7 separate regions of the Mus musculus genome follow, and regions 1, 2, 3, 4, 6 and 7 are each linked to region 5. The links are chromatin loops, found by intact Hi-C in ENCODE. Cell type or tissue: left cerebral cortex. All regions are shown on one strand. Region 1 overlaps Slc2a13 (solute carrier family 2 (facilitated glucose transporter), member 13). Region 2 overlaps Slc2a13 (solute carrier family 2 (facilitated glucose transporter), member 13). Region 3 overlaps Slc2a13 (solute carrier family 2 (facilitated glucose transporter), member 13). Region 4 overlaps Slc2a13 (solute carrier family 2 (facilitated glucose transporter), member 13). Region 5 holds the start of Slc2a13 (solute carrier family 2 (facilitated glucose transporter), member 13). Region 6 holds the start of Abcd2 (ATP-binding cassette, sub-family D (ALD), member 2). Region 7 overlaps Abcd2 (ATP-binding cassette, sub-family D (ALD), member 2).

The links. A loop is a pair of places that touch in the nucleus more often than their neighbours do. Peaks named below come from ENCODE experiments on the same cell type or tissue, not always from the same donor. Only the 100,000 strongest peaks of a DNase experiment are listed, where the experiment ranks them.
Region 1: a loop joins it to region 5, with 9 times the contacts of the local background. A loop is called at or near these places in 23 of 42 quality-filtered maps.
Region 2: it touches region 5 in a loop (4-fold over the local background); 23 of 42 quality-filtered maps call a loop at or near these places.
Region 3: a loop joins it to region 5, with 11 times the contacts of the local background. A loop is called at or near these places in 23 of 42 quality-filtered maps.
Region 4: it touches region 5 in a loop (3-fold over the local background); 3 of 42 quality-filtered maps call a loop at or near these places.
Region 6: a loop joins it to region 5, with 3 times the contacts of the local background. A loop is called at or near these places in 4 of 42 quality-filtered maps.
Region 7: a loop joins it to region 5, with 2.8 times the contacts of the local background. A loop is called at or near these places in 4 of 42 quality-filtered maps.

Annotation. Positions count from the first base shown.
Region 1 is chr15:91,475,675-91,479,674 of GRCm38, reverse strand. The region is part of intron 3 of Slc2a13 (solute carrier family 2 (facilitated glucose transporter), member 13); the gene reads left to right. Among named protein-coding and RNA genes, the nearest start is that of Slc2a13, 96 kb to the left of the region's middle. In left cerebral cortex, a CTCF peak has its summit at 1,699 (motif pointing left); a DNase peak (open chromatin) is centred at 1,697.
Region 2 is chr15:91,317,163-91,321,162 of GRCm38, reverse strand. All of the region lies in intron 7 of Slc2a13 (solute carrier family 2 (facilitated glucose transporter), member 13), which reads left to right. Among named protein-coding and RNA genes, the nearest start is that of CN725425, 120 kb to the right of the region's middle. In left cerebral cortex, a CTCF peak has its summit at 1,599 (motif pointing left); DNase peaks (open chromatin) are centred at 1,613 and 3,943; H3K27ac peaks cover 672 bases.
Region 3 is chr15:91,299,330-91,303,329 of GRCm38, reverse strand. All of the region lies in intron 7 of Slc2a13 (solute carrier family 2 (facilitated glucose transporter), member 13), which reads left to right. Among named protein-coding and RNA genes, the nearest start is that of CN725425, 100 kb to the right of the region's middle. In left cerebral cortex, a CTCF peak has its summit at 1,801 (motif pointing left); a DNase peak (open chromatin) is centred at 1,798.
Region 4 is chr15:91,375,579-91,379,578 of GRCm38, reverse strand. The region is part of intron 4 of Slc2a13 (solute carrier family 2 (facilitated glucose transporter), member 13); the gene reads left to right. Among named protein-coding and RNA genes, the nearest start is that of CN725425, 180 kb to the right of the region's middle. In left cerebral cortex, no CTCF peak of the experiment used is centred here; a DNase peak (open chromatin) is centred at 2,251; H3K4me3 peaks cover 527 bases.
Region 5 is chr15:91,572,773-91,576,772 of GRCm38, reverse strand. It overlaps Slc2a13 (solute carrier family 2 (facilitated glucose transporter), member 13), which reads left to right and starts at 3,512. Exons shown (of 10, transcript NM_001033633.3): 1 at 3,512-4,000. The coding sequence starts at 3,676. In left cerebral cortex, a CTCF peak has its summit at 2,079 (motif pointing right); DNase peaks (open chromatin) are centred at 2,086 and 3,499; H3K4me3 peaks cover 874 bases; H3K27ac peaks cover 435 bases.
Region 6 is chr15:91,190,540-91,194,539 of GRCm38, reverse strand. Abcd2 (ATP-binding cassette, sub-family D (ALD), member 2) reads left to right here and starts at 2,533. Exons shown (of 10, transcript NM_011994.3): 1 at 2,533-3,870. The coding sequence starts at 2,932. In left cerebral cortex, a CTCF peak has its summit at 2,125; DNase peaks (open chromatin) are centred at 2,705, 2,945 and 3,664; H3K4me3 peaks cover 2,008 bases; H3K27ac peaks cover 1,849 bases.
Region 7 is chr15:91,169,944-91,173,943 of GRCm38, reverse strand. The region is part of intron 6 of Abcd2 (ATP-binding cassette, sub-family D (ALD), member 2); the gene reads left to right. Among named protein-coding and RNA genes, the nearest start is that of Abcd2, 20 kb to the left of the region's middle. In left cerebral cortex, no CTCF peak of the experiment used is centred here; a DNase peak (open chromatin) is centred at 2,356.

The DNA of each region.
Region 1 (4,000 bases), 97 kb after region 5:
GTTGCAGCCTGAGGTGCTTAACTGTGCTGCAAAGTAGATAAATTTAATACAAGTTTTACGTGACACTGAAAACTTCATAAATTAAGACCCCAAAATGGCGAATCATATTTATGGGCAGATATCTATTACGAAGATGTTATGATAAGTTGTTATAAGCTACAGCAACGCTACTATGGCTGTTCAGGTTCCCTGACACCTTCCGGTGTGACGTCTGCCCTGTGAATCTTTAGGGGAGAAAGTAGAGAACGGTTTTCTTAGGTTTTGTGGTCTGTTCCGGGGACAATAGAAGAAGAAAATCTCAGAGAGCTCCCTGCAACGGCCCTTGTCTCCAACACCGTTTCGTCATGCTTTCGATTGGCTGCGATGGGTGAATGGAAGGCTACTCTATAATTAGAGCATGCATACCACCCTAGGAAAGGCATTGATTAGCCTGATGCCACGTAACCCCAGGAGCAGGTTTAGCATCAACATGAAGCAACAGCATGGTCACATCAGCTAGTACACAGAGTCCAAGGCACGCAAGATAGCCCCACGTCTGCTGATCACCACCGACAACGTGAAACTCTCTCGAGCTCCTTAAGGAGAATGTGTGCCAGTGCTCCTTATTTTATGTCAGGCATGCACTCCGCTGCCATCTACCTCAGACCTCCTCTCTCTTCCTCCCCTCCTTCCTTCTTTGAGATTAAAAAATAATAATGTTTATTACTTTATTTGTCTGTCCTACCTACAATATGTTCTCTATGCAGGCAGACAGTTACCATATCTGTAGAATATAAGGTATATGTAGACTTGCTGTGTGTTATAGCTGCAGGGTAAGGCTTGGTTCCCAGTTTCTCTGAACCCTATGTGGCAGAGTGTGAGAGACATCAGGCTGGCGGTTTTATACCCATGGTGCTTATGGTTTATCTCCATTCCTTGGTGACCTGCACCAGTGTGAAATGGGCGGTGGTTTTGATTTTGGCGTGCACGATGACGTAGGTAGGAAAACATCTGTATTACTGAAACTCATGAATGAAAACTCGTTTCAGCACAGTCATCTTTCCCTCCTTTACTGTGTCTACAATGTCTTTTCATCTTTTAACTGAGATTAAATTTTTTTTTTCCTCTGCTGGAATTGAACCCAGGGCCTCACATCCATTGCTAAGTCCAGGCTCTATGCTGAGCTATGATTCCCTGTATTGAAACTCCTAAGAAACAGCAAACTAGGCCAAGGTTATGGAAGCGGGGCATGTTTTACCTCAACATTTTCTATTTCAGAATTGACTTTTTATGCTAACTGGTTTTTCTTTTTGTTTTGATTTGCCATTACTATTATCTGTTTATTAAATTACAGACTTACTTGGTCTTGGAAATTGGAAGCTCTCTGAATGCTTCACAGATACATAATGTCAATGGTCTTATGCTGTTGCTTTTCTCAGCTTGTTTCATAAATGGCAGTGAACACAGCATTTGTTAAAAAGTCCATTATGAACAGGAGGCCTGTGTTTTAATTTGGCCTTTGGACCCGATAACTTCGTTCCCAGTCTGGGATGTTAGCAGATGACTTTTGTGAATTTCATAGAAAGCAATAAAGATTCATGATAGACCTAAAGAAATCCCACGAGCCTGAACTCATAGAAGAATCCCCAAAGTTTACTAACAACCAAAAGTTCCTGGTAGCCATACTCAAGTGGATCTTAACTAGGAGCAACGTTGCCCCCTAGTGGACACTTAGCAATGTTTGGAGCCCTTTTTTGGCTGTCCCTTGTCAGGAAAGGGCATTGTTGTAATCTTCTGGGTAAGGTTGCAAATGTGCCAAACAGCCCACAACTAAGAACTTCCCTCCGCAGAATGCCAATGATGGCACAGCCAGTAACTGCCTCCCTCACTCTCTGCTTCCTACCTGTAGATGCGGTGTGACCAAGTGGTCTCCCATTCCCAACACAAATGAAAGTTTCACTGCCATGGAAGACTGCATTATCCCCTCTCTTTTAGGGTAAAAACAGAATAAACCTTCGTGTGCATGTGTGTGCAGTGTGGTGTGTGTGTGTGTGTGTGTGTGTGTGGGTGTGTGTGTGTGTGTAAACAAAACAAAGAAGTAGAAAAAGTACAAATTGGATATCCAAAATAATTCGAAGTCTAAAATGCTTCAAAATGCAAGCTTGCATTGTTTATATTTTATTGGGTTACATAAGGCAATTTTCACGAAAGTTCAAGACTATACTAAATGGGTTCCCTCCCATTTCTCGACCTTCCCCTTTCCATTCATTTCCTTTGTTTCCTTGGTCAGTTTTGTCTCTACTGTCAATGCCATCTATATAGCTGTGGTTTTGTGAGTTTAGAGTAAACACAAGAACCCACAAATGAGAGAAGATATCCAGTATTTGTCAGTGTGAGGCTAACTCAACTTTACTTGATGTAATTTTCTCTGGTTGCCCTTGTTTTCCTTCAAACAGTGTAAAATTATATTCCTTGATGGCTGAAAAAAAATTCGTTATGTGTATAGACTACCTTTTCTCTATCCCGGCCTCTGTGCTTAGATATCAAGGTTGGTTCCTTTTGTGCCTTGGGTCACTTATATATACTAACATATCATTTGCAAATAATGATATTTTTACTTTTTCCTTTCCAATTTGTATCCCATTGATCTTTTGTTGTCAAATTGCTCTGGCTAAAACTTCAAGTACTATATTGAATAGACAGGGAGAAAGTGGGCAGCCTTGTCTAGTCCCTGATTTTAGTGGGATTGCTTCAAATTTCTCTCCATTTAGTTTGATGTTGGCTACTGGTTTGCTATATATTGCTTTTATTATGTTTAGGTATGGGCCTTGAATTCCTGATCTTTCCAAGACTTTTATCATGAATGGGTGTTGGATTTTGTCAAATGTTTTTTCTGCATCTAACGAGATGATCATGTAGTTTTTGTCTTTGAGTTTGTTTATATAGTTGATTACATTGATGGATTTCTGTTTATTAAACCATCCCTGCATCCCTGGGATGAAGTCTACTTGATCATGATGGATGATCATTTTGATATGTTCTTGGATTCGGTTTGTGAGAATTTAATTGAGTATTGTGCCCCCTAGAGCTTGTGTCTCTAGCAGAGGATGGCCTAGTTGGCCATCAATAGGGGGAGAGGCCCTTGGTCTTGTGAAGATTATATGTTCCAGTACAGGGGTACGCCAGGGCCAGGAAGTGGGAGTGGGTGGGTTGGGGAGCAGGGCAGGGGGGTGTAATAGGGGGCTTTCAGAGACAAAACTAGGAAAGGGGATAGTGTTTGAAATGTACATGTAGAAAATATCTAATAAAAATTAACATTAAAAAAAGAATACGGTCCCTCTGCAAAAGCAGTGCTCGTATCTGCTGAGCCATCTCTCTCTCCATCCCTGAACCCCATAATGGCTGGACTAATTGGCATGCCCAGCAGCACCATACAAGGGTTCTCTCTGTTCATGTTCTTGCCAGCATTTGTCGTTCATCTCTTAATGACTGTCGTTTTGGGTGGGGTCAAAATGCAATTTTTTTGATCATCAAAAAACTTTTGATGATTATTTTCTCAAAGGGTGCTGAGGTCGAAGGGTTTTTCAGGTGTTGATTGGACATTTGTGCTGTATCCTTTGAGAGCTCATCTGTACATCCTGTGTGTTTTCAAATGTACTCTGTCCGATTGTTCCCGCCTGTTGACTAGTGTTGGTTCAGCCATAGATGCCAATTGGCTTCATCCTTACTTTGAATGTATCCCATCAGACCTCAGGTGTTACCAGTGTACTGGTCCCAAATGTCCTACCTTAAAACAGCCTTAGAAGTATAGAAAAATAACAAACCTAGAATAGCACAAAGAATTCCCATTAGTCCCTTATCCATCTTCCTTTGTCACTACCAGCTTCCATTAACAAGGTAGGTTTGTTAGAGTTACTGAACTGAAACGGATGCATCGTTAACTCAACGGCATAGCTCTACTCGCCTTGCCTTGGCTTGTACCTAGTGATTCCTTCTGTCCCAAGATTCTATTGAAGATACC
Region 2 (4,000 bases), 260 kb after region 5:
CATTGTTAAATAAATTTAAAATCTAGATTCAATGTGTGAGAGAAGATGTGTTAATGGGGCTGTATTCCATGTGCTTCTAGAAGAGGCCTTGCAGCACGTACTGGGGGTCCAAAAATACTGCATGTTTCAAAGCCCAGAAGAAAGCTCTCCGGTTCCATGTGCATGGCAAATACTCAGCTGCCCTGAGCCTGGGCTTTGGATCTTTGGTTGAATCAGGTATTTTCCAGTATCACCAGGGCAGTTTCTCCCACTCTAGATTGCAATTTCCAAACTATAATTCTCTGAGCCCAAGTGAAAGACATCTATCTGTAAGGTGCAAATAAGTTCGCATCGCTTTAAATTATGTCATGGAACTATTTGTGCCCTGGCGATGTGGTGACTCAGAGTAATGATCCACAATCAGAAGGAAGGTTGCTACCCACCAGTGTGCAGCCTGTCTGAAAGCCATCAGCAGTTTTGTTTGGGACAAAACACATTGCTTTCTCATGAACACATGAAGAAGATACTTACATACAATAATTATTCCTCACACTTAGGAAGCAGTATGCCCAAAGTGCAACTGAGTCACAAAAACATTGGGGAGCTATCAACCACCCTTTCTAATCTAGTTGAGAAACTAAAAACAAAAGATCACATTAACAACAGATCATAGCGGCTGCAGAGATGGCTCAGTGGTTAAGCTCTGCTTTGGCAGGGAATCAAAGAGCGGGTCCAATCCTGGAAGCTCACAAATACCTATAACTCCAGCCCCAGGGATCTGACAACACCTCTGGCCTCTGCCTGCACACATGTGATACACAAACACACACACACACACACACACACACACACACACACACACACATTCGTGCATGTAAATAAAAACAATATGAGAAGACAAAACCTCAGAGGCTGACTACAGGAAGAGTGAAGGCTCCCATTTCACATGGCTTCTGTGATCCTACTTGAGAAACGAGAATATTAAAATAAATGATGCCCTGAAATCCTAGGATTCTGAAGGCGAAGGCAGAGGGTTTGCAAATTTAGGGCCACGCTGAGCTTCAAAGCCATTTCCTATCTCACATATTAAAAAGCGAGCAAATAGAGCCCAGCACAATAGTACTTGTGCAAGCTCCAGCTACTCTGGAGGCTGGGGAAGGAAGATCTCCCGAGGCTAGAAATTCAAGATCAACCCAGGACACTCAGCAATACCCACATGTGTCTCCAGAGCATGATTAGGTCAATGGTGGGTCCTAAATCAGAGACATCTGTAGGACCACATCAAAAATAATAATAGGAGGCCCAGTAAGGGTGCTTGCCTCTCAAGCTTGATGTCTTGGCTTTGATTCATGGTGCCCGTGTAAAGACAAATGGAGTAGCTGACTTCTGGAGGCATGCATCTCCACCCTACCCTGCAACACAGGCACAAATAACAATAATGATAATAGTGATAATAAATATAGAATTAGAACATTGAGTACGGGGCTGGAGAGATGGTTCTGCTGTTAAGGACATGCACTGCCCAGGCAGAGGACCTGAGCTCTCAGTTCCCAGCACCCATGTCTTAGATCCTCACTGCCTGTATGTAACTCCAGCTCCAGGGGATCTGAAGCCCTCTTCTGGCCTGCATGTGCACTGCATCCATCGGCTCAAACCTGCACTCAAATATACACATTCATATAAATAAAAATAAAATCCTGCCTAAGGAGTAAAAACCAAATCGTCAGAACCCAGAACACATGACCTCTCTGGGTTTGTGACAGTATCAGTGTGTGTACTTTTGCTGGATGACTGCCAAATCCTCCTGCCTTAGATTTCAAGGTGTTGGTGTCATAGGCACAAGCCACTCCATTCAGAGGATAACTCTTGATTTGTGTGGAGGATAGGCCTCACAGATGAACTATGATAATTGACAAAAGTGAGAAAACAAGTAAGTATGAACAATGAGTAAATAAAACCGAAATAACCAGCAGAGAGAGAGAGACCTTAACATAACAAGCTGCAGAGAAATAAAGTATATATTTTATACTATACTCAAAGTTGTATATTTAAGGTATATGTCATATATGTGTCTATATGTTGCACTGTCATAATCCAGCAAATTTTGCATATACAGAAAAACTTAAAATACTAGATAAATAAATAAATGTATAGTATAGAACCTTAATGTGTGCAATCTCTTGGAAAGATAAGCTACTAACTGAAGTAACTATGAAATCAAGCTCAGAAAGACAGGAGAAAGGAAATTTACAAAACTGTGGCTTTGAGAAATCTGAGGAAAATTAAACATCTATTCAAATCGATTCACAATAAATCAATTAGACAGTTTCTAAAGACAAATGTATTTAGACTGAAAATTTTAAAGACATGTTTTCTGAATCATTAGCAAACAACAACCACAAACATGTTGGAAACTTGAGTGGAAAAAAATTTAAGTGCTAAGTCAAGACAAAGCCAGCAGAAATCAGAGAGGGTGGGTGTCTTGCCAAGTTTAATACAAGAGTTAGTTAGCTTAACTGAGAAGTTCATTCATTTCGAGCCAACATAGAACACATGCAAAAATGTGTTACTTTAATAAAAAGAATAAAATAAACAGGTATATTAATATATACTCAAGTAAACTCTAAGTAAATCCAGAAACTAGCATGAAGATGTGTCTTCTGACCAAAGTACAATAAATTCACAAAAACACCAGGGAGCTGTTTATCACGGTTTCTAAATTTAGTTGCGGAACTAAAAACAAAAGTTCAAATTAAGAACAGACCATAGAAGCTGGAAAGACAGCTCAGGGGTTAAGAGCGCTTGCTGCTTCTGCAGGGGTTCAAAGTTCAGGTCCAATCTTGGGAGCTCACAAATGCCTATAACTTCAGCCCCAGAGATCTGACAGCCTCTTCTGGCCTCTATAGATACCTATACACATGATACACACACACGTGTGTACATGCCTGTAAATCTTTATTAAAAGAATGGAAGACAAGATGCTAAAGTTTAAAGCTATACACACTCACAAGAAGTAGAACCAGTATGAAGAAGAATCGATGGAAGGTCACTGACAGAAGCAGAAGGAGTAATGTCAGACACAGGAAGGCACGAAATTCAAGAGCTGTCAGTCCTTAGAAAGCTCTGTACACATAAAGAACACTCTAGGAGTACAATCCTGTCCAAGACAAGAGAAAAAGGCACAAGCAATATTTATAATGATAAGACATGCAACAGACAACAGGCATTTTGACGCTCAAGATTTGAGTGCATAATGCACTTGAAGCTCCCTAAATACGTTTTGTAGAAAAAGGAGTCTAGGACCAGCTCAGAACATCTTCAAGTGTCATTTCTATTAGGCAGGCAAGACCTCGGATTCAGAAGTATGTCCACTTCTTTCAGAACAGCTGCCGCTCAGCACTGGGAAGATACCTAGTTAGGGACATGATGGACGTCTTTAATTAGCACTAGGACATCTGGTCTTCTATAACCATCCCCTCCCATCTGTAAACTGAGAGTAGCCACCATATTGAGCAAGGTGTTTCTGTAGAGGGTATCTAAGGAGTGTAAGGGTCATAGTTGAGGACAGCTAATAATAATGTAGAAATGTCCCAAACAGGTGCGTGTGTGTGTCTGTGTTGTGTGTGTGTGTGCATGTGCATGCATGTGTGATATGTCAGGAGCATTATGTAGATTAGAATAAACATCATTATCTAACTGATAAATGCATAGAAAGGTTCTCATTTATTCCTGTGCGTCTCTACATCCTCCTCCATACCTCCCAATTCTCTATCTACACAGAACCATAAATAATCCATTCTGGAATTTCAATGCTAACTAAAAATACTATTGATGAGGGACACTTTCCTAGCACAGTGGTTCGGTATTTGTTTCCTGTAACACAGCGCTTTAGCTCTGTAATTAGCAACACCAGAATAGCTGGATAGAGTCCCTCTTTGGCAGTCCATTGTTTCACAGTGTTCGTTCAGCTGAGAGAGTTTTCTCACAGCCAAGCTTTGATATAGCATGCAGCCTGTTGGCT
Region 3 (4,000 bases), 270 kb after region 5:
ATCTGGGTAAAAATGCCTACACATGGTGGGCATCCTGAGCCTATTAGATCTGGACTCACACAGACTGGGTCAGAGGGGTTGTTTTCTCTGTTAGATATGGAACGATGGAGGTGCGGTGGAAATAGAAGAAGGCAGGCAGGCATCTCCAGAAGCAGAATTATTCTTAAATCAGGCTACCATCCTTCCATGGAAGTGAGACCTTGTGCATACGGTGTGACGGTTTTGGGGTCTTACAGGATGGGTAAGGGGGAATGCTGGGGATGACAGTCCATCCGCAGGTCCCTTCCTCTGTGTCGGGAAGTGGTAGAGCCCTGCAGATTTGCCATATGGATCTTACCAGAAGCTTCCGTAGGCATTGTCAGTCAAGTACACCTGAAGCCTGTAAGTCATTAACTTTCATACGGGGTCAAACCTCAGTCCACCCTTGAGCCTTGTAGGTCATGAAGCCTTTACTCTGCGGTCTGTGGAATCCTTATATAGATCAGCCTTTAATGGGTCTGTTGCTGCTACCATCAAGTTTCTAGCTTCCATTAAGTTAACTATCACACTCATCAACTAATAAGCAAAAGAGCACCTCAACATAATTATATTAGGAACAGAGATGGGAGGCAGGTAAAAATCAAGACCTGAGTTAACTCTCTGGAACCCATGTTGAAGAAGAAGGAGGAGGAGGAAGAGGAAGAAGAAGAAGAGGAAGAAGAGGAAGAAGAAGAGGAAGGAGGAGAAGAAGAAGGAGGAGGAGGAGGAGGAGAGGAAGAAGAGGAAGAAGAGGAAGAAGAGGAAGAGGAAGAAGAAGAAGAAGAAGAAGAAGAAGAAGAAGAAGAAGAAGAAGAAGAAGAAGAAGAAGTAGTAGTAGTCAGCTACATACAGTGAACACATTTGTAATTCTAGCACTCCTAAAACAAGATGGGAGGCAGAGACAGAGATCCTGGCAAGCTTGAGCTGGCACAAAGTTACGTGGCACATCGGAAACAAGGGGGAAACAACCTTGCCTCAACAGGTTGGAAGGGAGAAATCTCTCACTACGTCCTCTCTGACTTCCCCACGTGTGCCATCCTACCCACACTCCCACACAAGTACTCCCAGTCGTCATAAATCAAATAAGAATAACATTTGTAAAATTATAGACTGAGAATGTAAGACGATGTGGTCCGTAAATGTTCTTCCAAGTACTAAGATGGAATTATGACTGTTATTTAATTTAATTAGGACACGTGTTGTCCAAGTGTGTGAAGTCTCTCCTGGGGAACTTGTGTCTCCTCTAAGGTCAGGGCTTTATTTCTTTGTGGAATTTCCTGGAAACATTCTAATTCTTTGGGGTCTGTTGTTTTCAATATCTAGTTCTTTTAGGGTCCCTATCTCACAACTGATTGTGGGGTAATTTGGTTCTTGGAAGGGGAAATTTCTAACAGATATTCAAAGAAGTTAACACACTTTCCTTTCTTTTAAGATCCAGCTGATGAGTGTGAATAGAATATTCTCTTTGTGCTGTGGTTCTCAAAAGAGGAGGATAGAGTCATTTATATTTAACAGATTTTTCTTTTTTATTTCCCTCAATGCATTCATAGCTATTAGGATTGTGAAATTTGGAATTACCCAACCCACACTGGATTATTTTCCTACAGCAAAGTGATAATTCATGTCTAGTGTATTAGATATTTTAAAATAAGTTTGGGGCTGGAGAGATTGCTCAACTATTAAGAGCCATGACTGGTTTTAAAGAGCACCCGAATTCATTTCCACGTTGTAGCACATAACCTTCTGTAACTCCAGTTTCAGGGGATCTAGTGCCATCTTCTGGCCTGAGTGGGCATTGCATGTACGTGCTGCACAGATGTTCATACTGGCAAAGCATCCATGCATAGAAAGTAAAAACAAGTTATTCTTTCACCTCCCTGTATCTTTTCAGTTATGACTTCCAACTGCCCTGTTCTTTTCTTTCAAAAAACTAAGTCAGATTCATGTTGGCTATACCCAAATTATTATTCTTGCATTGCATAGTGATTATTTGTGTATTTCTTTGACCTCTAACTATGCCCAAACTGGAATGTCTCAAGACAAATTGGGATAACGTATTATGTCTGCCAGGTGTTATGCATAGCATATGGAAATCTCTTTGTCATGTGAATATTAATGAAAGAATTGTAATAGGGATACAAAATGTCCCAGCTCACCAATCAGTCCGACGTTTTGTTTTGTTTTCAACAAGGAACCTGTCAGATTTTTCCTCTATAAAAACTTGTCTCACAAGGTGAAGGTCAAATGTGTTTGAAGAGTGTGATGCGCAGATAGCTTGAGTTGACAATGCCTGGCTGCAGCCAGCGAGGCTCTCCACAGAGCTCTTTCTGTTGTTTTTCTCCCTCGTATTAAATATATAAGACTCATTATGTTTCTCTCAAAAAGCTGGGCACCAGTGAGAGCTGAAGGCGTTGCCTGGAGTCTTTATGCTTTGTGTCTGAACGCCTCTGTCAACCAGACTCTGACTCCAGGCATTTATCCATTTTGCCTCCCTGGAGTGATCCAGGATGTTGTTTTGTGTGATGAGGAACCTCTAAAGGCCCTTGAGTGTTTTTGTTAGTTTGGTTGTCTGCCTGCCTTCCTTCCTTCCTTCCTTCCTTCCTTCCTTCCTTCCTTCCTTTCTTCCTTTCTTTCTCTCTTTCTCTTTCTTTCTTTCTCTCTTTCTTTCTTTCTTTCTTTCTTTCTTTCTTTCAGAACCAAATATCTTCACTTTATTTAGAAAACTATTATTATTATTATCATCAGTATTATTATTTTAGACAAAGTCTCAAACTGCAGCGATGTATTTGGTGTTGGCCTCTTGAGTGCTACGGTTACTTTATGAGCCACCACACCCAGTTCGGCACATCTTCTAAAAACAAGGAAATCGTGTTTGCCTGAGAGGGAGGGAGGCAGCGCTGACAGAAGCGGAGGATACAGTCCACTACCTCACACGGGTTCCTGTAGTAAAGTCTTGACTAAAGAGATACCACATTTTAGGTTGACTTAACTCTTCTTGTCAGGATTTAAGTTTTGATCGTGTGGCTTTGTGTGTACAGTTCCCAAGATGCCCTCAACCGTTGCATCCCCTGGGACTGTTGCATTCATTGAAAGCCAAACCCAGACCATCGAGAAGAGCAACAAACATCCTTAAAAGCTGAGCATCTATACGGCACCTAAGTTAATTATCACAGGAAAATCAGTACAAAACTGTTCTTGAACAATTGCCAATTTTTGAAGATGTGACTGTGGAATGCCTAAGATTTGGAAATGTGATCTCGACTCAGAAAGCTCAATTTTCCATCTGTGCTGAGTCTAAATACATGAAACAACCCGGGCAGAGGGTACCGGAGGTGTGGGGTAGATTCTTTAAGCATGCTCTTCAGTATAAAAGGGAAATCCCAATTTTAAAAAACATCTTCATAGTATAGAAGTTTCAAGTCACTGTTTTAAAATTCAAGTCCAATGGAAGTTTTATTGGGGTCTGCAGAGCATAGAGGTGGAGTTTTAAAACCCCCCTGATGTGCCTTCATTTCCCCCACAATAAAAACGGACGGTTATGAAGAAATGGAACTTGAGTCCTGATGCAAACAGAAGGAAAACTCTTTTTGAAAGCAACCAGAAAAATCTGGACACTGAGCATCAGAAGTCGTCTGATGTTCTTCCAAAGTCCTGCCCTGCTTTGACCGCCAGACGCAGTGTTCTTACTCATAGGATTCCAGGCCAAGGCATTCCCTCACATCGTTTCAGAAGAAGCGCTACCCTGGCTTTCTTTCCCAAAGAATCATGCAGGAGAGAGAAGTGATCAGGGGCTGCAGAGGAACCAAAAGCAGCTGTTTAGCGCCGTCACTGTCATGGCGTGTCTTGCAACTGAGTCTAGGTTACCAACTTCTCTGCTTTTGAATATATTGGAAGATACTTGCAATAGAACATTTACAGCATGTCAAAATAACTGCAGGCCTGTATCGATGACAGAAAAAATGTTTAAGAAGCCATCTAAAAA
Region 4 (4,000 bases), 200 kb after region 5:
GGCTCACCTGAGACAGCCTGTAACTTAAAGATCATCCATCACTTATTCTTCTGAAGTTGGCGTGGCTCTTGGTGTAAGATTTCTCTTTGCACCTACACTAGTGTGATACTTCTGGCTTAAAATTGTTTCTAGCTCTCAAGGGAGGATGTTTCAAGGATCCTCAGTGACAGTAGTCCTTCCTCCTTTGATGACAAAATTCAATTGGGCAGGAATAATGAGTGTTCTTTGTCTTTTGATTTAAGGTAAGTAGTCAAATCTTAATTTTTTTCTTCCATCAAAACTGGGCTGTGAATCAGAAGTTTGTTTGTTAGATGGAGTCGTTGAGCTTGTTATATCTTGTGCAATCCTCAAGTTGCGAAGTCTCCTTCCAGCGTCGGACTCCTGGAATTAGCTATTACACGGTTATTTTTAACTTAGCAATGGCCTCGGTTGTCACTTTGATGAAACAGCTTTGTTTTTATGGTTTTAAACTCTGGCACTGTTTGCCTAACACTCAAACATCCATCACTGTCTAATTTAAACCTCCCAGTGAAGCATGGCAGTAGGAAATTGCTGAGCTAAGTTTGCAAACTCTCCATACAAGTTTCTTTTTCAAAGGCATCTATCTATCTATCTATGCAGTTGACCTCTGACCTTGTGCTAGGGTGGGATTGACTCCTGAGGGTTGTGTCGGCCAATATATCCCTGTTCTGACTGCATGCACAATTGAAAAGGGCACTTGGCATTTCTTTGTTAGGCTTTTCCTGCCCTCGTTTAATGTGTGCATCAGTGAGTTGGCTGTTAATGTGAACTTGAGGTTCTGTCATAATGGAGAGCACTTTGTGACTTCAGCCCGATGCTCACACTTTCGACTGCCACTCCATACAGGTCTCTAGGAATATATTGAACAACCTTCAGATATCCAGTCTTATCTACTTTATTCTTTCATGATGTTTTAATTTTTTGAGTTATATTATAATTATATCATTTCCCCACTTCCTTTCCAAGCTCTGCCATGTACCTCTGCCTCATGCTCCCTCTCAAATTCAAGGTCACTTTTTCCTTAATTGATGTGTGTGTGTGTGTGTCTGTCTGTCTGTCTGTCTGTGTGCATGTGTGTGTCTTCACCTAAATAAATAGAGATAATCTACTTCGTCTGTATGTTGCTACTTATTGTATATTTTCAGGGCTGATTTTTTGGTGCTATGTAAACAATTGGTGTGCTTTTCCCTGGGGAAGTCTGATTTTCCTGATGTCAGCATTCCTCACCTGCCTGTAGTTCTTTGTCTAGAGGTGAGGCCTCCAGAACGTTCCCCTTCCATGTTAGCAAGTCTATTAGTGCTATCCTTGTTCAGGTCTTGTTTTGGCATTCATCTTGGTGAGACTTCATAGGTATAGCTTCCTGACATTTCTCTGATGTCTGTATTTCTGTTGTACATATATGCCCATGAATAATATATGTGTGTGTACAATATATAATCATTATATAATTTATATAATATTATATAAATATGATATATATCAAATATTTATGTGTGTATATACATATATATTTACATGTTTATGTATATGTCAAATAAAAGCAAAGAAATCCCCCTTGTAGTTAGTTATTCTTTGCTCTCCAGTTTTCACTGGATATAATTATCGCAAATCAGAAAACAAGTTGAAGTCAAGACTAAAAGCTGGAGAAACGGCTCACACGTTAAGTACACCGCCGTTATTGAAGAGTAGCCCCGTTTGGTTCTCATCACCCTCCAAAAGAGGCTCACAACTACTTATAACTCCAGTTTCAAGGCATCTAACTCCCTCGGACCTGCCAAAGCCCCTACACACATGCGATGCACATAAATTCACACAGACAGATGCATGCCCATATGTACATATAGTAAATAAGTAACCCACAATTACTGAGCCGAAATAGTGTTTGCATTTAATGACCAACAACAAAATAATTAAACTTGATAGTTCTTATAAATGGGGAGGGTATCGGAATAGCAGTGATGAGCCAAACGTCCCACAGTTAGATAAAGAGGCAGTAGCAGTTTCCGAAAAGGACAAAATGCCATTGTTATTTCGGTCTGAGTTCTTGCCAAGGCCGACATTTGCGTGTGTATCCTGCCATGTGCGGTGTTTCTGAGGAACCCATAACAAAGTATAGTGCGAGACTCGCAGCAGCTCTGTGAGATGACACTTCCAATTAAAATAGAAGTTGTTGGACATGTTTTTTTCTCCCCCCGTAGCCAGGCTCATTAAAGTCCACACGTTTTGTGTCCCCAGTTGTGGTGAATGTTTTTCTGTCACCATCCGTGAATCAGCCAGTCCTGCAGCTGTCAGATGTGTTCCGTGGCTTCCCAGGGTTGTTGATTTCCTCTGTTGTGACATATGGTGTGCAAGAGCACAGAAAAGAATAGCTACGTAATGGAAGGCAGGCACATTCATATTCACAAGCAATGTTCTCTCGGAAAAATTCAAACAGTCTCTTTTTGTGTATCAGAGCCTCACTTGGAACTCACAGGAGTCCGGATAGTGGTTATATAACCTTTGGTGGAGAAAGGACAGTAGCGGGGGTAATACTTGGTGGCGAAAAAAAACAATAGGTCCTTTTAAAAAAAAATCAGATGGAAAACTACTACTGTATCAGCTTCCTAAACTATATCAGTACATATAAGTAAAAAGAGTTAAACGGTGTTATCTGTAACAGGGTAACAGTGCCCCTACTACACAACAGGCTAACAAAAAAAAGCCCAGCTCTAGGAATAGGTTACTTCTCCTGAAACTGTTTACCAATGAAGTTCCATTGACCCACAAGCATTACAAGATATTTCTAATGCTCTTGGTTACCTTGTAGAACTTGACAGTAAGAATCTAATGCTAAAGACACCATAAACTCCATTCATGAGGTAATCAAGCTGATACCTAGAAGCTGCTGGCTACCTTCACAAGGCTTGAGGGTGCTAAGCACCATACTGGAGGAGGAGAAAAGTTAGCATTAGTCTCACCCAGCTGTGAATCCGGTAAGCTCCATTAATGGATGGCCCTGAAAGGCACACCCACTAGTACAATGTGGTCTGAGAGAAGGGGGAGGGGTAGTGGAAGATGTGGGGGAGGAGAGGATGAGGAGGGATAGTAGAGGAACTAAAACTCCCTCTTTTTAGCAAGGGAGCACTGTATTAAAGGGTCACAGCATTAGGAAGGTTGGGAGCCACTGTGTTAGAGAGATGAAGAAAGTTATCCCACAGTGCAGCTAAAGAGGAGGTTCAATTCCAGACCTGTTGGCCTAGATCCCTCTGAACTCACAGATAGGAAGTATATCATACTCACTACATTTCTGTCTTCAAAATCTTCCTACATGAATACCTGCCTGTAGTTTTAGAGTCAGTTTTGGGCTTTGATTTAATTTCTTGCACATGTTTATATCTAACATGCATGTCCAGCCTTCCTATGTCATGCTATTGTAACACTACATTGAACAGAACCATGTTTACATGTGCATATTGCATTGACATGTAATACAGTAGTCAAACCAAAGAGCTTCAAGTTCAAGGAATGTAAGAGGGAGTTATCTTTCTTACTATGTTGCTGAGAAATAAAAGGTGTATTCACTTATTAGGTGACTTTTGTTAGTGTGAGTATAAACCCCATCTTTTTGATATAATAAGCCCATCTCAGAAGGAAAAGCTTCTTTAAGATAGAACTTAGAAGCAAAGAGAAATGATTGGCAGCAGAATTCGAGAGGTTGGGAAACACCATGCATTTTGGCCCCACAGCCGTGTGTGCACAAGAAAGGGATTTTACAAAAGTCTTTCATCTCTCTGTGAAAGGGAGCATTAAATAGTTTCTTCCCTATTCTCTGTCATGCTCGAGATTTCCATGTGTGGAAAATATGTAAATATTAGTCATTCTATACCGAGTGTAATTTACCTTCACCCCCCTCAAGAGTTACTCACTATTTAATATCCTCAATTTCTTGAACAAATAATTATTGTTAGTTTTTAAATCTCATTTGGATAGCCCAAGTCTG
Region 5 (4,000 bases):
CGTGAGCTGAGACCTTACATCATGATCCACAGGCAGCAGACAGACAGACAGACAGACGACAGACAGACTGAGCCTGGCTTGGGCTTTTGAAACCTCAAAGCCTGTCTCTAGTGACATGTTTCTTTCAATGAGGCTACACCTCCTACTCTTTCCAAAGACCGTTCCAACAGCTGGGGAACCAAGCGCGCAAATACCTTAGCCTAACAGGGCTGCTTTCCTCCAATTCACTCTACCTCCCGGCTGGGATTTTGCCTGTCTCGATCTTACAGAGGTCTTATGCAGTCACAGCCACTGAGAGTTCTTTCATACTGTAGCCTCCTCCCATCCAGCAAATAATGTTTGGCTGCAGATGCACACTACTTCTGCCTCTCAAAATCCAATCCTTCCCAAAGAGTTCCACTAACCGGGGACGAAATATTGAAAAAATGAGCCTCTCAGGGTGATTCCAGTCATCCCAGTGAGGTCCTGAGTTTTGAGGCTCATACATCTATACTTATTAGAGACATTTTGGAGACAAAACCCAATAAATTCTTTATTTGCACCCATTTGATTGGGGTTTTTTATTTCTTGCAACCCTCAATAAGGAAAACCAAACACAACAACTCCTATTTCCCTATGTGCATATGGACAAATATATGTGAACACTTAACGGCACATACAACTCTTAAAATATATGTTTCAAACTAGAAATGACTCTGAGAAGAATGCCCTGCGTCTTTTTTTTTCCTACCATGACAAAACACCATGACAAAGGCAACTGATAAAAGACAGAGTTTAAGCTCACAGTTCCAGAGGGTGAGGTCATGGCTACCATGATACAGTGCATGGCAGCAGTCAGGCAGGTCTGGCTGGAGCAGTAGGTAGCAAAATGTCTACTTCTGATTCATAGGCAAGAGACATATATATATATATATATATATATATATATATATATATAGAGAGAGAGAGAGAGAGAGAGAGAGAGAGAGAGCCAAGCTCATTCTCAGTAACACACCTCCTCCAACAAGGCCACATGACCTAATTCTCCCCAAACAGCTCCACCAATGGAGGACAGAGTATTTAAGCATATGAAGCCTATAGGACCATTCTCACTCAAACCACCACACCTTGAAAGGACTCTTATTTTTTTTTTAATTTATTTATTTTGAGAACATTATCTTTATTGCCATACTGTTTTTCAACAAGGATACCTTAATTGTGTAGTTAAACATCCAAGAAGCACAATATTGTGCTCCCTGATCAAAAGGACCTCATTTTCTTTGTGTGGTATTAGAAACTGGATTTGGAGCCTGATGGATGCTAGGCAACCATTCTCTAGTTACATCTTCATCCCAACAACAAGCATATTGCCACTGAATCAGTCACCATTGTCTCAGCCTGGCGTTCGGAATGTGTAGCAGCGCACCCCAAACTCTCTTTTCCTCTTCTACGATGGGGTCCTAGTGTTCTGGGACTGCGTAAATAAATGTCCTTAAACATTGGGATTCAGGACTTGCTTAGCAAATCGATAGCGATGCCTACACTTTATCTCGATTAGCAATGAACTATAATTTAAAAGTGATTTTTCGAACTCTAGTCAATGAGCACTTGCTGAGGCTTTGTAAGTAAGACAAAGTGGTTCATATAGTAATCTGGCGATTTCAAACATTTTGTGAAACGCTGTTGGAGGTGTACTCTGCTTTGTCTCAGCCCTCGGACTTTCAATTTCGCCATGAAGTTAAATGAGAAGAAGCTACAAGGAACTCCATGTTAGTAGAATGTTGTGGTGTGCCTAACTGAACTTGGCTCCTCCCAAGAACCCGGAAGAGCGGTTGTGTTACCAAGGTCACATTTCCTTAGCGGTTATGTTACCAATGTCACATTTCCTTCCGAGGTCATCTTAAACTCATGGATATAAATTACGAGGTGTAGACGATTTTAAGGAGTAGTTGGTTCCGTGTTCTGGAACCCCAAAGTTGAATTTGGAGCTCCTAGTGAGTAGAAGTCACGGTGTTCAATAGGTCAGCTGGATTTGAAGTTCAGCTTGTTTCAACTCAACAAGAGTTCTCTGCAGAATCTACGTGAACAAGCTGACCACCAGGGGGTGCAGTTTTGCTGCTATGGGCTTGGGAAAGACTCAAGCCTGAATCTTCTGAAGTCTAAGTTATTGTTTCATTATTTGAGAGATAAGTCTGTGTTTAATTTCTCCTTGGGAAGACGGCAAAACCTTGCTTTAAAGTTACACGATACATTTAAAGTTATTCCTCTGAGATAACCGCCCCCCCCCCACATTTGGAGAAATGTGGTTGGAAAGTGAGATATTTTGGTGACTAAAAATCAAGGTGAAAGGGACGTTGGGAAAGTCTAATAACTTCATAGTGTAATAGGATGACAGAAACAATTTCTCTGAAGGAAACAAGCTTAAACTGCATGAATAGGGTTCGTGCTAAGAAACATTTGTTCAAATAAGGGAAGTAAATGAAGACAGGAATTGTTCACGGAAACCATGGGTTTTAAATTTCTTTTTCATTTAAATCTGGTGTCCTACGCCTGAAGAATGAGACTGCAGCAGAAAGACACTTGATTAGTCTCTATCTCCGGAAATGAAACAACATAAAATAATTTACAGAATATTTAAATCAACGGGAGGTTTCCAAACCAGCCAACAACTGGCAATTAGCAATTAAAACAACCATCCTCAAACCATTTGAAATTACTTTGTTTCAGGCAAATGGGGCATCTAAAATCGCTTCTTCAAATCAATGGGGCAGCAGCAGGAATTGTCAGGGAGAAGGTATCTTTTTAGGCTCGCATGCTGGGCAAGAAAGGTGGTAATTGCCAATCACACAACAGATCACATTCTTGAGTTTCCTTGTTCCACTTGGAATCAGCTAGTTATGTGAGAAGGTGATGTATATACGCACAGCTAAAGTTGCTTTACCTCTGGGAATCCACAGGAAGCCTTCTCGTGAGAGAAGAGTTGCTGTCTGTCTGTCTGTCTGTCTCTTGTCTCTCTGTCTGTCTGTCTCTGTCTCTGTCTCTGTCTCTCTTTCTCCCCTCAGAAAGTCAAGATGCAAATGCATTTTAGAAGGGCGGAATTTAAAGACGGAGTAGCAGGGAGAAAGGAAACTAGAGACACCAGTGACCATGGTCCCAAATTGCTCCAAAACAAACTAATTGCATGAGAGCCAAGGGACACGGACACTCACTGCAAAAGGACAGAAGTAGGTGAGTGTCAGGCAGTCTCAGCCACCTCGGATTGCAAGCAGGAGGGCAGAAGGAGTCTTTCACCTGATCCTTAGCCTGCTGTGAGCTTGAGTGCTCTGGATAGCAAGCAGCTCATCTGCAGCCAGAAGGCAAGCTTCCCTGTGTCCTGGTACCCTGACTCCAAAGAGCTCTTGTCTCCAGGGGACCTCCGCTTAACCCCGCCCACAGAGGGAGGTGGCAGCGTCCAGGGGGAGGAGTTCTTCTCTGTCTCCGCCCACCAGGGGGAGGTGGGTCCCATTCGCCCCTCCCCTCCAAGCGGGCAAGTGACGCACGACCCCGCCCCCGGCCGCTCCGTAGCGCCAGCTTAGCAGAGGCTGCGAGGCGGGTGGCTCGGGTGGCAGAAGAGCAGCGGCTCAGCAGCTGGCAGAGAGTGCGCGGCGCCCCACACGCAACTTCCCCGCAGCCGCCTCGGCGGCGTCCGCCTGTCCCATGTCCCGCAAGGCGAGCGAGGACGTGGAGTACACGCTGCGCAGCCTGAGCAGCCTGATGGGCGAGAGGCGCCGCCGGCAGCCGGAGCCGGGGGCGCCAGGCGGGGAGCGCAGCCTCCTGGCCGCCGAGTCGGCCGCCAGCCTGCAGGGCGCGGAGCTGGAGCGCGCGGCGCGCAGGCAGTTCCAGCGCGACGAGACCCCGGCCTTCGTGTACGCGGCCGCCGCCTTCTCGGCGCTCGGCGGCTTCCTGTTCGGCTACGACACCGGCGTGGTGTCGGGGGCCATGCTGCTGCTGCGGCGCCAGATGCGCCTGGGCGCGATGTGGC
Region 6 (4,000 bases), 380 kb after region 5:
TTCAAAAACCACATGAAGCTCAAGAAAAAGGAAGACCAAAGTATGGGTGCTTTGGTCCTGCTTAGAAGAGGTAACAAAAAACTCACAGGAGCAAATATGGAGACAAAGTGTGAAACAGAGACTGAACAAAAGGCCATCCAGAGATTGCCCCACCTGGGGACCCATCCCATATACAGTCACCAAACGCAGACACTATTGTGGATACCAACAAGTGCTTGCTGACAGGATCCTGATATAACTGTTTCCTGAGAGGCTCTGCCAGAGCCTGACATATACAAAGGTGGATGCTCACAGCCAACCATTAAACTGACCACTGGGTCCCCAATGGAGGAGTTAGAGAAAGGACTGAAGGAGATGAAGGGGTTTGCAACTCCATAGGAAGAACAACAAAATCAACCAGGGACTAAACCACCAATCAAGGAGTACACATGAGGGACCCATGGCTCCAGCCACATATGTAGCAGAGGACTGCCTTGGTGGGCATCAATGGGAGAAGAGGCCCTTGGTCCTGTGTTAGCTGGAGTTCCCAGTGTAGGGGAATTTGAGGCGGGAGTGGGTGGGTGGAGACACACCCTCATAGAAACAGTTAGAGAAGGGATGGGATAGGGAGATTCTGGGGGGAAATTGGGAAAGGGGATAACATTTGAAATGTAGATAAATAAAATATCCAATTAAAAAAAAGAGTTCCACTTCCATATTTCCATGTCTTCTGGTGTTGTGTTGGTCCTGGTCCTGTTTAAGCAGCTATGCAGTTAAAAGGATCCTAGGTGAAGCTCCCCTGCTATTTCTAGGAGACATACTTTCACAGCAGATTTTCTGGTCCTCTGGCTCTTCCAGTCTTCCCACCACTCTACCCTGATGTTTCCTGGACCCTAGATGCAAGAGATGCGCTGCTGTAGATGTATTAATTGGCAGCCCAGGGAGTCTTATCAGCATTGCTTGAGTGTGCTAATATGACCAAATACCAAAGATATGTGTCATTTGTATGTTGGTACATCTGTTAAGTTGGATGCAAATAAAAGACCTCTGGATAACAAACAATTCTTAGATTTAATATATGTATGCCAAAGAGCTCAAAAGAATACTGTTTTTTAAAAATCATTCTTGGTAAAGGCAATTCTTTGACTCATGTCTAATGAACAATAACGATCACAAGACATTGGGGCACATATTCTAGCAGGGAGGTTTGCAGACTTCTATATACAATGTTTTTTTTTAAACAACTGACTATTTTATTTAATGTCTACACCCACTTCCCAGAATAGCATCGTTTCCATTTTACAGATAGAAGGCAAAGCTGAAGCACAGAGAGGACTAGTAACGAACACACAAGTGACCCGTTGTGATGTGACAATCACCATGTAGCTATCTTTCACTTCTTTAAATCAGGACAGATGTGGGGGTGTCAAAGTGCACTCCTGCCCTGGAACTACTATGGAGGATCAAAAGGGAGAGTCTGTGCATAATAAGGCCCAAGTATAAAATGATGCTTAGCTTAAGGGTCAAATAACACTAGCAGGTTAAAATAAGCCGTTCTACCTAACTGTGCTGGGCTCTGGCTTAAATGCACACCTTCAGGATAAGCCAGTCGTTGGAAAGACAGAAGAGAGGAGCAGAGAAAGGCTCTATCATGCAAAATCACCTTTGCCTTGCCTTCAAAAAAAGACCTTCAATTTATTAAAAATTATACAAAGTTTTGCTTGACTATTGATCCTTATGCCTTCCACTGGGAATGTGAATAATTTTTAAACTTTCTTGATTGTTGTCAAACAGCAAAAATGTTCATAGGAAGAAGCCAGCAGATTATCTCTGAGCCTAAAGAAAAACATGAAGAAAAAAAAAAAAAGTCTTGAAGAAATGCTTCCTAAAAATTGTTTTCCATCATAGGATCCCAGTTCGATTTCCCAGCTGATAAAATTCTTAAATTACCTCCAAACAAAAACAAACAAACAAACAAACAAAACACAAGGGAGATTTTTAAGTCACTTCGTAAGCAAATATTAATGTGTCAGATAACATTGCTAAACATAATCGTGGAGCAGAAAGAACTTTATTATCAGGACAAGTTAGTACCAAGGGATCTTGGGGAAGAACTCTGGGTGTAGCTCTGAGTGACTGTTTTCTGTAATACCCAAGCTCGCCTCCAGCTTATTTACAATAGCAGCCAATCTAATAGTTTCTGTGAATATCTGGGGAGAGTCGAAACAAGGGCGAAGGGCGGGAGTGAGGGGGGGGGGGGACAACATCTTCTGAACAAAACATTCTCAAGGATACATGTTTGCTATTTTGTCTTATGCCTCTCGCTGTTATCACTCTCTTGTCTGACTCCTTTCCCTGGGCCGGTTCCGTTAATCCTCTTGAGGCTCCTCCCTCCTCTCGCTGTTTCTTTCTCTCTGGGCTCATTAAAGCTGCTGCAATCCTTCCTTCCCTCTGCCTTCCCCTTTGTAGAAATCTTAGAGACGGGATGTATATTCTGAAACTTCTGAGGGTTTCTAAGTGCCGCTGAGCATGCTCAGTAGCTCTAAGGGAAGGTTTGTTCTCCAGCAGCTGACCTCATTCGACCTCTCCAGAAATAGATATTTAACTCTCTGAACTCCTGTTTAAGTATAGGATTTGTTTTGGCTCTCTCTTCGTTTTTAAGGTTCAAAGGGAAGAGGCCAGGAGTCCAGGGTCTCACCGCCCACGCAGCCAATGAGACGCCTGTGGGTGGAGCCTGGCCAGCTCTGGCTGCTGAGGGACTCGCCCCCGGAGGATGCGGTGGAGTTTGTGCTTTGCTGCATCCGTCACTGAAGAACAAAATAAGAGTAAAGGAGACAAGCTGCAGAGCATGGGAGGCTGTGGGGTCTTCTGAAACCTTTGCTGGGCTTTCCGCGGAGCATGAGCTTTTAAAACGAATTCTTTTCAAAGAAACCCATTTGTGTAGCTGGAAAAATGATACACATGCTAAATGCAGCAGCCTATCGGGTGAAATGGACCAGATCCGGTGCTGCTAAAAGGGCTGCCTGCCTGGTGGCTGCGGCATATGCTCTGAAAACCCTCTATCCCATCATTGGCAAGCGTTTAAAGCAGCCTGGCCACAGGAAGGCAAAAGCAGAAGCTTACTCGCCTGCAGAGAACAGAGAAATACTGCATTGCACGGAGATCATCTGTAAAAAACCTGCGCCGGGACTAAATGCAGCTTTTTTCAAACAGCTACTAGAACTTCGGAAAATCCTCTTTCCAAAACTTGTGACCACTGAAACGGGGTGGCTCTGCCTCCACTCGGTGGCTCTAATCTCAAGAACATTTCTCTCTATTTATGTGGCTGGTCTGGATGGGAAAATCGTGAAAAGCATCGTGGAAAAGAAGCCTCGGACTTTCATCATCAAATTAATCAAGTGGCTTATGATTGCTATCCCTGCTACCTTTGTCAACAGTGCTATCAGGTACCTGGAATGCAAACTGGCATTGGCCTTTAGAACTCGCTTAGTAGACCATGCCTATGAGACCTATTTCGCAAATCAGACTTATTATAAGGTGATAAATATGGATGGGAGGCTGGCAAACCCTGACCAGTCTCTTACCGAAGACATTATGATGTTCTCGCAATCTGTGGCTCACCTGTATTCCAACCTTACCAAACCTATTTTAGATGTCATTCTAACCTCCTATACTCTCATCCGGACAGCTACATCCAGAGGAGCAAGCCCTATAGGGCCCACCCTGTTAGCAGGACTTGTCGTGTATGCCACTGCTAAAGTACTGAAAGCTTGCTCGCCCAAATTTGGTTCGCTGGTGGCTGAAGAAGCCCACAGGAAAGGCTACCTGCGGTATGTCCACTCCCGAATCATAGCCAATGTAGAAGAAATTGCCTTCTACAGAGGACATAAGGTAAGACAGGCATTAAAGCAACGGGTGAAATGTGAGACTGTTCAGGCAGCCACTGCACTGCCAGATACCATCTGTTGTCTTGTTGACAGACCCACTTTCTGAGCATTTTACAGTCCCCGTGCCCCCCGCT
Region 7 (4,000 bases), 400 kb after region 5:
CAGGTTCAATAGACACTACATTATACATAGTCTCTCTAGGTCATCCTGTGTGTCACCCGGGGTTAAGCAGACAGTCACAGTGTTCGCTCTGGATCAGAGGACTGCTCTGAGGTGTGTAACGAGCATCTAGGATGGGACTGTAAGGCTGAAGCACCAGTACAGGTCACACTGAGGCTAGGCAACATCACACACTTTAGTCCCTCTATTTGTTGATACACGGTGCTACCATTCCTCAGTTGGCCTGAGTTTTAGACCATAGCAGCAATTTGACTCTGTGAATTTATTTTCTTTCAAATAAGACTCACAATGGAGGCAGCAGAACGCTGTCTGGTGTACAGAAGATTCAGAAACCTGTTAGCCAAAAGTGTTAAATACGAGCAATATTGTTGGCAGCTGTGTTTAACACAATTAGAATGCCATGGGATACCAGAAGCACTGTTTCTTTTCTGCCCTTTCAGAAGCCTTGGTTTTATCACCTCAGTTTAAGTTTTACAAATGAATATAGTACGTAGCATTATTTCTGTTTTGTACTTAAGCTATAACACATAGACCCGTGAGAAAAATGGTCTCTGAGAAACGTATTCTTGATGAAAATAAAGGTGTATAGAAAATGAAAAATTAATAGAAAAGCCTATATTTTACCCTTTAGATATTTCATATACTATATGAATGAAACAGTTCTTGAATATATATGTAGTGGCAGAAGTTTTCCAAGAAATGGATAGGTTTATGAAACTGACCTTTAACCTCAGAGTGAACTAACCATGATATTTTACAATACACAGAAATCATTAGGAAATTTTGTCTTATGAAATGTAGTTTTGCCTAGGCAAAAATGTCAACTCCAACCTAGTTAAGAAACAAATAATCAGGAGTAGTCTGTATTTTAGTTTTTAAATGAATTTGCTTAAGTCAGTTTACCTTAAGTATATGCATCTAGAGGTATGGGGAATTAAATTTATACTTACAATTTTATACATCCCATTACTTCCATTTTTGCTTAACATTTACTAAAACACAAACGTAAACTAAGAAAATCTAATTGGAGCATTTAGTTCTAGTATTCTGAATGCAAGTGGTTTTTTTTTTTTTCAAGAAAATTCTGAGATGATCGCATATGGTTTTATTACATAAAAGAAGATAACAGTATGACCTCTTTTTAAAATATGTAGGTAAATGATCCTAGATGATCACATAAATGACTCCTGTGATTAATTTTTTTTACTACTTTTTACTACTCTCTAGCAACAGAATGTAAGATCACTACTAGTTTAGCAGAAAAACCAACATAGAATTGAAGTCCAAGTATGAAATCTGTAAGTCATTAAACAGCCTTGAGACTTAATCACTATGATTGAAGTATTTCTCTGTAGAGGCTGGATCTCTTTATGCATTGATTAAATGCAAAATATATTCTTCCTTTCACTGGGGTGAAAACAGTAGGTTTTATGAGAGCGGGTTCCTTATGTTGTGTAGTAATCAAAATAACACTATTCAGGAAGGAGTCAGCACTTGGCGGTTACCAAACTTTCACACACAGAGACCCAAACAAAAGTGCTGGCCTCTGGCTCAAGTTGTAAATTGGGAAACATGAATTCCTGAGAAATTGTGAAATCTCCCCAGCACTTCCCCAGTTGGTGTCTTCTAATGCTTTAGCAATGTTAATAATAAGAACCAGATCTTTAGAAATCTGAGCCGTCGTACAAGAATACAGAGTTGTTCTGTATAAATTGAGTTCAAATCATTTCCCCTCGCCCCGTCTCTTCCGGGACAGGAGAAGCTGGAACATCTGTAGGATTGAAGACAGAACGTTTCCGCTCAAATGTACATTAGGCAGTATCCTTCTGTAGGATGGTGAGTGGGAGGATGTGGGGGCTTTGCTCAAATAGAACCTATTCTGGCATTTCCAAGAGTCTGAAGGTCCTGTGCAATGTCACTTGCACTGCTTAATCAGGTGGCTGATGCCCTTCACCCCCTGCTGGGTCAGTTCTGACTCACTAGAAGCATCTTCCACTTGGGTATGTCCTGAATCATCCTGTCAACTCTTGGTGTATTTTCTCTTCTTCCCAGGCCTCTGAGGATAAGCTTATGACCGTCTGTTCTTGCTTTCATTCCTCAACTAATCTATAGCCCATTACTCCCTCACGTATGCCTTGGTGAGTTTCTGTCTGCCTGCTGCTGCCACAGCCCCCAAAGCCAGAGTTATGTGTGTTTGTTGAGTTTCCTCACTAGTCAACTCTCACAACGCACTAGCAGTCCCTCAGGGTGGGAAACAGAAATGGGACTTTGGAGAACATATAGAAAATGTAAAGAGGAGGGAAGAAGGGCAGACTGGCAACCTTCCCTTCATGCTGCTTTAGCTAAGCAACCCTCAGAGGAACATCTGCGCTTCACACCCTTCTCAGCAACCTACCCTGCAGTCCTTCAAATGTCCCTTCTCTCACTATTCTTCCTTGGAAGAAACTTCTCTGGAGAAGAGTGTTAACCGATCCTCCTACTACTCAAAACCACATGTCCATATAGTACATCAAACGGTCTGAGAGAGATTCAGTCCTCCTATGATCATAAAACAAAATGTGTATGAATTCTACCCATCTGTTACCCTGAGTCTTGGGAAATAAAACCTAAGCAAAAATGAGAGAAAGAATGCACTTATAAGGATTGTGTTAATTGCCATAAACTTCCTAGGGTGGGTAGTGCTGGCGTTGAATCTGTGGCCTCAGGCTTGCTAAGCATTCACGCGCCCAATGAGCTTTACCCCAGAACTGAATGACTGGCTGACAGATTTCCATTCTATTGGCAAATCTGCCCATCATATTACACTATGAACCATCTGTCCGTTTTGTTACTAGTGCTGGGTATGCTGCCTAGTCCCCCTTTGTGATGGATTAATAACTGTCAATTAACAGCTCTTTTTTTTTTAAAGGAAATTTCTGAAGCAGTGAAGAGGGCTCAGTAGACTGAGGTTGATTTCCTTGCTTTATAAGTTTTAGATACAAAAAGTTGAATGACATAATTTTCGTAGTGGTAAATCCGTCTTTTTGTTCAGTAGCTGTTGTTTTGCTAAAAACCACAAGAGTATTAGGAATGGTGTTAGGCATTCAAAGCTCAAATCGTGAGCGTGCTGTGTATGAGAAAGCACAGTGACGTGACTGGTTCAACCTGTGCATATTTCTATGACTGACAGTGAGTGTTGATGATTTGCTCTGCCTTTGTTTTGGCCAGAGAGCCACAGGAGTGGAATACAACTCTTCAGTTGTACAGTTCCCATAGCTTAGAGTTAAAAGTGTTGTTGAATGTTTATCAGTGTTGTCCAGTTAAACTATATAATTTAAAATTCTCATCTTCTGTTTATTTAAATCATTCGTGTTACTTTAATTTATTTAGAGCTATTTGTGCTCAACTCGGGAAACATTTATCATTTGGGGTGATTGCTCCAGCAATGCTGAGCACAAAAGTAGGAATTGTTCTTTTCAGTGTTCTTCCCTTTTTTCTTCCTTTGATTCAAATACAGAATAATCAAAAACCACAGAAATCTAACAATGAATTATATATAAAAAAAAACATATAGTTCAATGTTAGCACAGAAAAACTGAGAACATAGTGCAGATTTTTTTAAGTAGCTAAAATGCTTGGAATAACTAATAACTATAAAACTTAGTCATTGGGGTGGGTTTCACCTTAAAATCTCATACTATGAGAGTTAATAGTTTTCTAAATAAGCATATATGTAAGATTTCACAGAAAAACAATTACAATCTGTTGCTAAAATTCCTTCCCAGGAAGAGTAAAATTTATTTCAGGGGTATGTATTTCAGATATTTCTACTAGAGCCCTGAAAATTGTATAGGAAATTAAACATTATGGTACTGTAATTATTTTGCTTCATTTGTCCACCAGAAAAAATTAGCTGTTTTTCAAATTTAATTATTTAATTATTAGTACAATGTAGCCTTATTCATAATTATATAATATATAAATTTATTTTATAAGCATATAA